Linked DNA regions of Homo sapiens: region 1 is linked to region 2. The links are chromatin loops, found by intact Hi-C in ENCODE. Cell type or tissue: HepG2. All regions are shown on one strand. Links, peaks and the distances in the headings refer to the core of each region. The heading gives the core; the rest is flanking DNA. Region 1 overlaps SYT17 (synaptotagmin 17). Region 2 overlaps LOC105371114 (a long non-coding RNA gene).

Region 1 (2,914 bases), core at 292-2,791, 160 kb after region 2:
CTGTGGTGGTGAGTACCTGTGGTCCCAACTATGTAAGAGGCAAATGTGGGAGGATTGCATGAGCCCAGAGGTTTGAGGCTGCAGTGAACTATGATAGATCCTTGGCAACTGAGAAAGACCCTATCTTAAAAATAAGTAAATAAAATAAAGCAGCCAAAGATGGTTAATAATTTGGATGTTTGAAATAAATTAGTGAGGATTCTCCTTAGAAACAACATCACCTTCACCCATTTACATTCCTGGTTTGTTGTTGTTGTTAAGTGTTAAAGACAATACTGGTTTCTCCCTCAGAACAGGTGTGTGCTCTTGGCCACTTAGGAGTGGATGATGCCCTCCCCACTTCTACATCAAATAAATTTTAAAAAAAGAGAAATATAATTTTTGGCAAGAATTTGGTATTTCAGAAATAGCACTGCAGTTCCCGTTGAGAAATCAGAACATTGCTGAGATTTACATTTGAGAATTATTGCAGCAGTCCTTTTTGTCCGGGCACGGTGGCTCATGCCTGTAATCCCAGCACTTTGGGAGGCCGAGGCAGGCAGATCACTTGAGGTCGGGAGTTCGAGATCAGTCTGGCCAACATGGTGAAACCCCGTCTCTACTAGAAATACAAAAAGTAGCTGTGTGTGGGGTGGGCGCCTGCAATCCCAGTTGCTCAGGAGGCTGAGGTGGGAGACTCCCTTGACCCAGAAGGCGGAAGTTTCAGTGAGCTGAGATTGCACCACTACACACCAGCCTGGGCAACAGAGCAAGACTCTGTCTCAAAAAAAAAAAAAGAGAATTATTATTATCTTGAATGACATATGGTGAGCAGCGCCATAATTTTCAGGGCTTGGGGGCCTCAGAGCCTTATCCTAACCCAGCCCTGGAGGAAAAGGAGAGTTGCCATCACACTCAGGGTCTCTGCCCCAGAATATGTTGTACGTATGAATAACATCGTTCACTTGGGCATCATAAATGTCGGCTCTAACAATCTAGGGACAAAAATGTCCCTGGGGTGTTCCTGGAGCCAGCATCTTCTCAGTCCTTCTTCCCTAGAAGTATCAGATGCTACATCTAAAAGCTGACGAGGGCCAAGCATGGTGGCTCATGCCTATAATCCAAGAGCTTTAGGAGGTCAAAGTGGGAAGATCAATTGAGCCCAGGAGTTCGGAGCTGCAGTGAATGTTGGTGGTGCCACTGCACTCCAGCCTGGGCAACAGAGCAACACATGGTCTCTAATTTAAAACAAAACAAAAAAAGCTGACCAGGAGCCAGCTGATAAGGAGCTTAGAATGTAGGAACAGAAAGCAGGACCATCTAGTCCAGCAGCTCCTCAACTTGCCCCACTTAGGAAGATCATGAAATTAATGGTGATCTTTACAGACATCCATGAGGTGCTAGGACATCCAACTTGCATCAACCTGGGGTAATTTTGTCCTCTCTGCTGCCACCTCCAGGGACATTTGGCAACATCTGGAGATGTTTTAGTTGTCATAACTGGGGAATAGGGTAGGGTCTGCTACTGGCATCTAGTGGGTAGAGAGAGACCAGGGATGCTGCCAAACATCCTACAAGGTACAAGACAGCCCCCCTCAACAAGGAATGGTCTGGCCCAAAATATCACTAGTGCCAAAGGTGAGAAATCCTGAACTAAGCCTATAAATCTTGGGCTGATTCAGATTTTTTAAATACATAACTGTACCCTGAACAAAATTTTAACAGGAACCGAAGACTTGGAACTTTTGGTATAAGAACAGTTCGTCAGGTGCAGTGGCTTGAGCCTCTAATCCCAACTACTCGGGAGGCTGAGGTGGGAAGATGGGTTGAGGCCAGGAGTTTGAGGCCAGCCTGGGCAACAAAGCAAAACCTTCCCACCTTCCATTTCTAAACTTTCTTTATTTTTATTTTTTAATTAGCTTAGCATGGTGGCATGCATCTGTGGTCCCAGATACTCAGGAGGCTGAGACAGGAGGAATGCTTGAAGCCAAGAGTTTGAGGCTATCTGATGCGAGAAGCTCCTCTTCAAAGGTTTAGCTTGTTTAGTTTCCTTGTTCTTTGTTCTCTACTTTTAAGGCCAAACTTCCTTGCTCTCTGTACCTCCCTGTCTTGGTTTCAGTAAACAACTCTTCCACTGGTCCTTATCTACAGAGCCTACATCTACTACCCACTCTGTAAATTACCCCTCCCATCACAGCAGCTCTTCCCACCAAAACTGTCCTTCCTGCCAGTGTAACCGCATTCCCGCACTTTCCAAGTTAGCCAACCAGGTTCAGCTTAGATTGTGTGGTCCAACTCCAACCTGTGGAGGCAGGACACAGTAGCAGGGACAAGCTACGTTAGGGATAAAAACCCCTTCCCTCCTTTGTTCAGTGCACTCTCATGATGACTAGACCTGTGAGAAACACCTTCCTACAGAAGTAAATTTTGCCTTACTGGGAAATCCTTTGTTTTAGTGCTCATTTTCTTTGTGACACTGCACATTTGTTTCTAACAAGGCTTTAGTAAGCTATGATTGAACCCCTGCACTCTAGCCTGGGAGGCACAGCAAGACCCTGTCTCTTAAGAAGAAAGAAAAGTCTATTCACTGCCTCCACTGAGTCTGTCTTCAGTCCCCTCTGGATCTGAAGAGGCCAAAGCACCAGCCACAATCCAGAGCCCAGAAAGATCCAGCTAAGATTTCCTTCCTTCTTCTTTCTCCTTAAGCCATTCTTTTTCACTGCAAAGTGGACATCCAAGCACCAAATACAAAAATCCTCCTAGGAAGTGGGTTCAGCCCTCCCAAGGAAAATGGATTGCTTGTTCTGGTAGGATCTCCAACTCTGTGAAGTCTTCCTTATCCAAATTTAGTGAGATAAGATTGGAATGTCAGAGCTGAAATAATTTAGACCAATATTCTGGTTTTCTAAAAGAAAACGGAACCATGCCATTACCT
Region 2 (2,914 bases), core at 292-2,791:
TGTGAACATCATAGCGTGTACTCACATAAACCTAGATGGTATAGCCTTCTACACACCTAGGCTATAGGTATAATGGTATAGCCTGTTGCTCCTGGGGTACAAACCTGTACAGCACGTTCCTGTACTGAAGATTTTAGGCAATTGTAAAACAACGGGAAGTATTTGTATATCTCAACATAGAGAAGTTACGGTAAAAATACAGCATTATAATCTTATGGGACCATCATTGTGTACGCAGCCTGTTGTTGGTGGAAACATTGTCGCAGTGCATGACTGTATACATGATGCAGTGATTACAGTGGTAGGGATTGAGTATCCTGGTATAAGGGGCTGTGCTTTTGAAAATCTGTTTTTTTCTCTCTTGCTTTCTTTTTTTTTTTTCTTTTGAGACAAGGTCTCACTCTGTTGCCCAGGCTGGAGTGCAGTGGAGTGATCTCAGCTCAGTGCAACCTCTGTCTTTTAGGCTCAAGCCGTCCTCCCACATCAGCCTCCCAAACAGTTGGGACTACTGGCGCATGCTACCATGCCCAGCTAAATTTTTTTTTTTTTTTTTTGGTAGAGACTGGGTCTCACTACATTGCCCAGGCTTGTCTTGAACTCCTGAGCTCAAGAGATCCGCCCACCTCAGCCTCTCAAAGTGCTGGGATTACAGGCATGAGCCACCGTGCCTGGCCTCTCTTGCTTTTTTCTCTCCCTCTTCTTCCATAAAACCCAATTCCCTGCCTTATAATCAATCTCCCCGTTTACTTTTCTCTCTCCCTCTTCCCTCTACAACTTTCTCCAGTTCCAACTGCCTTGCTAACCTGATGATTTCCATTCACTGGTTCTTGGTGCTCTGATATCTTTGCTTTGTTTGTAATTTTACTGTCAGTGCATTTAAAGTCTAATTCAACGTTCAAAGTTCCCTGTAACCCACCCCAAACCGATCTACGACATCCTTATCTGTGCATCAACAATCTTGTTGGGTGCTGACAGAAAATACAGATTTCCTGGGCCCCACAGTAGGCCTATGGACACAGATCTCTGGGAGTGGGGTTTTTGGTAAAAATTATTCTAACAAAATTCTTATGGGGATCTGATGAACAGACAGCTTGGGGATCTCTTGTCACGGCTGAATTTATTACACTCGTAAATTTACAGTTATTATATGTGAATGGATGTCCATCTTCTCTACCAAATCCTGAGTTTATGGACATAAGACTGTGTCCAACACATATTATTTGTTCAATATGTATTTATAGAAGAAATGAAAAATACCCCAAACAAGCATCACATGGTGATGAGGTTCCCATAATCCACCAGCAGGTGGTGGAAGAGGCTAGGCCACAGTCAATAACTGGACCTGTGTTCTCATTCCCCCTAAGATTGACAGCAGGGGTGGGTTTACATTTTTTTTAAAAGTCGTTTTTAATGAACAATCCCATAAGTTTATGGAATGATTTCTGTTTGCAGCACATGAAAAACCTTCTTGAAGATCCCTTTAAAAGTCATTAAAAATGGAAACATTAAATGGATTTCCCTAGAAGAGGAATGACTTTTCCTCCAACAATTCTATCAATTAAGCATTTTCAAAGAGTACTTGATATTTTCCAAATAAATATATGGTGCTACTTACTGCACCTTCCTGGGCCTTGGTTCTTGCTAGTTCCCACAGGCTCCTTCCAGGTATGAGGGGGCTCCTGGGGGAGGGGTCATAGAGTTGTTTCTTGATCCAGATGCTGGTTTTACAGGTGATAAATTGTGAAAACTTAGCAAGCTGTTTGCTTACAGGTGCATTTTTCTGTGTGTATGTTATACGTCAAAAAGGTTGGAAAAAAAAAAAAAGGCTGAGCATGGTGGCTCATGCCTGTAATTCCAGCACTTTGGGAGGCCAAGGTGGGAAGATGAACTGAACCCAGGAGTTCAAGACCAGCCTGGGAAACAAAGTGAGACCCTGTTTCTACAAAAAAAAAAAAAAAAGAAAGAAAAAGTTAGCTGGGCATGGTAGCATGCACCTGTAGGCCCAGCTACTCAGGTGGCTGAGCTGCGAGAATTGCTTGAGCCCAGGAGTTTGAGGCTGCAGTGAGCCGTGATTGTGCCACTGCACTCCAGACTGGGCAACAGAGCAAGACTCTGTCTCAAAAAAAAGAAAACGTTAATAAAAAGAAGCAAAATCAATAAAGACCCAATATTAGTTTCCTATCACTACCACAACAAATTGTCACAAATTTAGTGGCTGCAAACAACATAAATTTATGATGTAGCCACTCTGGAAAACAGTACAGAGGGTCTTCAAAAAATTACCATATGCCCCAGCAATCCTCCTTCTGGGTATATACCTAAAATATTTGAAAAAGCATCTGTGCAGATATCTGTACTCCCATGTTCATTGCAGCATTATTCACAATAACCAGAAGTAGAAGCACCTAAATATCTATCAGCGGATGAGTGGATAAACAAAATGTGGTATATACACATAATGGAATATTATTCAGCCTTAAAAAAGGAAATCTTATCATATGCTGCAACATGGATGAACTTTGAGGAAATATGCTAAATGAAATAAACCAGTCACAGAAGGACAAATACTGCATGACTCCATTTATATGAGGTATCCAAATTAATCAACCTTTTTTTTTTTTTTTTTTTTAGATAGGGTCTCACGCTGTTGCCAGGCTGGAGTGCAGTGGTGTCGTCATAGCTCACTCCTGGGCTCAGTGGGCTCAAGTGATCCTTCTGCCTCAGCCTCCAGAGTAGTTGGGACTACAGGCACACAGCACTGCACCCAGCTAATTTTTTAATTTTTGTAGAGATGGGAGCTCACTATGTTGCCCAGGCTGGTATCAAATTCCTGGGCTCAAGTGATGCTCTTCTCTTGGCCTCCCAAAGCATTGGGATTACAAACATGAGCCACCATGCCTGGCTGTCAAACTCT

What was found. A loop is a pair of places that touch in the nucleus more often than their neighbours do. Peaks named below come from ENCODE experiments on the same cell type or tissue, not always from the same donor. Only the 100,000 strongest peaks of a DNase experiment are listed, where the experiment ranks them.
Region 1: it touches region 2 in a loop (10-fold over the local background); 10 of 110 quality-filtered maps call a loop at or near these places.

The regions. Positions count from the first base shown.
Region 1 is chr16:19,212,657-19,215,570 of GRCh38, reverse strand. The region is part of intron 5 of SYT17 (synaptotagmin 17); the gene reads right to left. Among named protein-coding and RNA genes, the nearest start is that of SYT17, 46 kb to the right of the region's middle. In HepG2, for the core only: a CTCF peak has its summit at 1,450 (motif pointing left); a DNase peak (open chromatin) is centred at 1,460; H3K27me3 peaks cover 832 bases.
Region 2 is chr16:19,374,170-19,377,083 of GRCh38, reverse strand. The region is part of intron 1 of LOC105371114 (a long non-coding RNA gene); the gene reads left to right. Among named protein-coding and RNA genes, the nearest start is that of LINC02858, 41 kb to the right of the region's middle. In HepG2, for the core only: a CTCF peak has its summit at 1,301 (motif pointing right); a DNase peak (open chromatin) is centred at 1,313.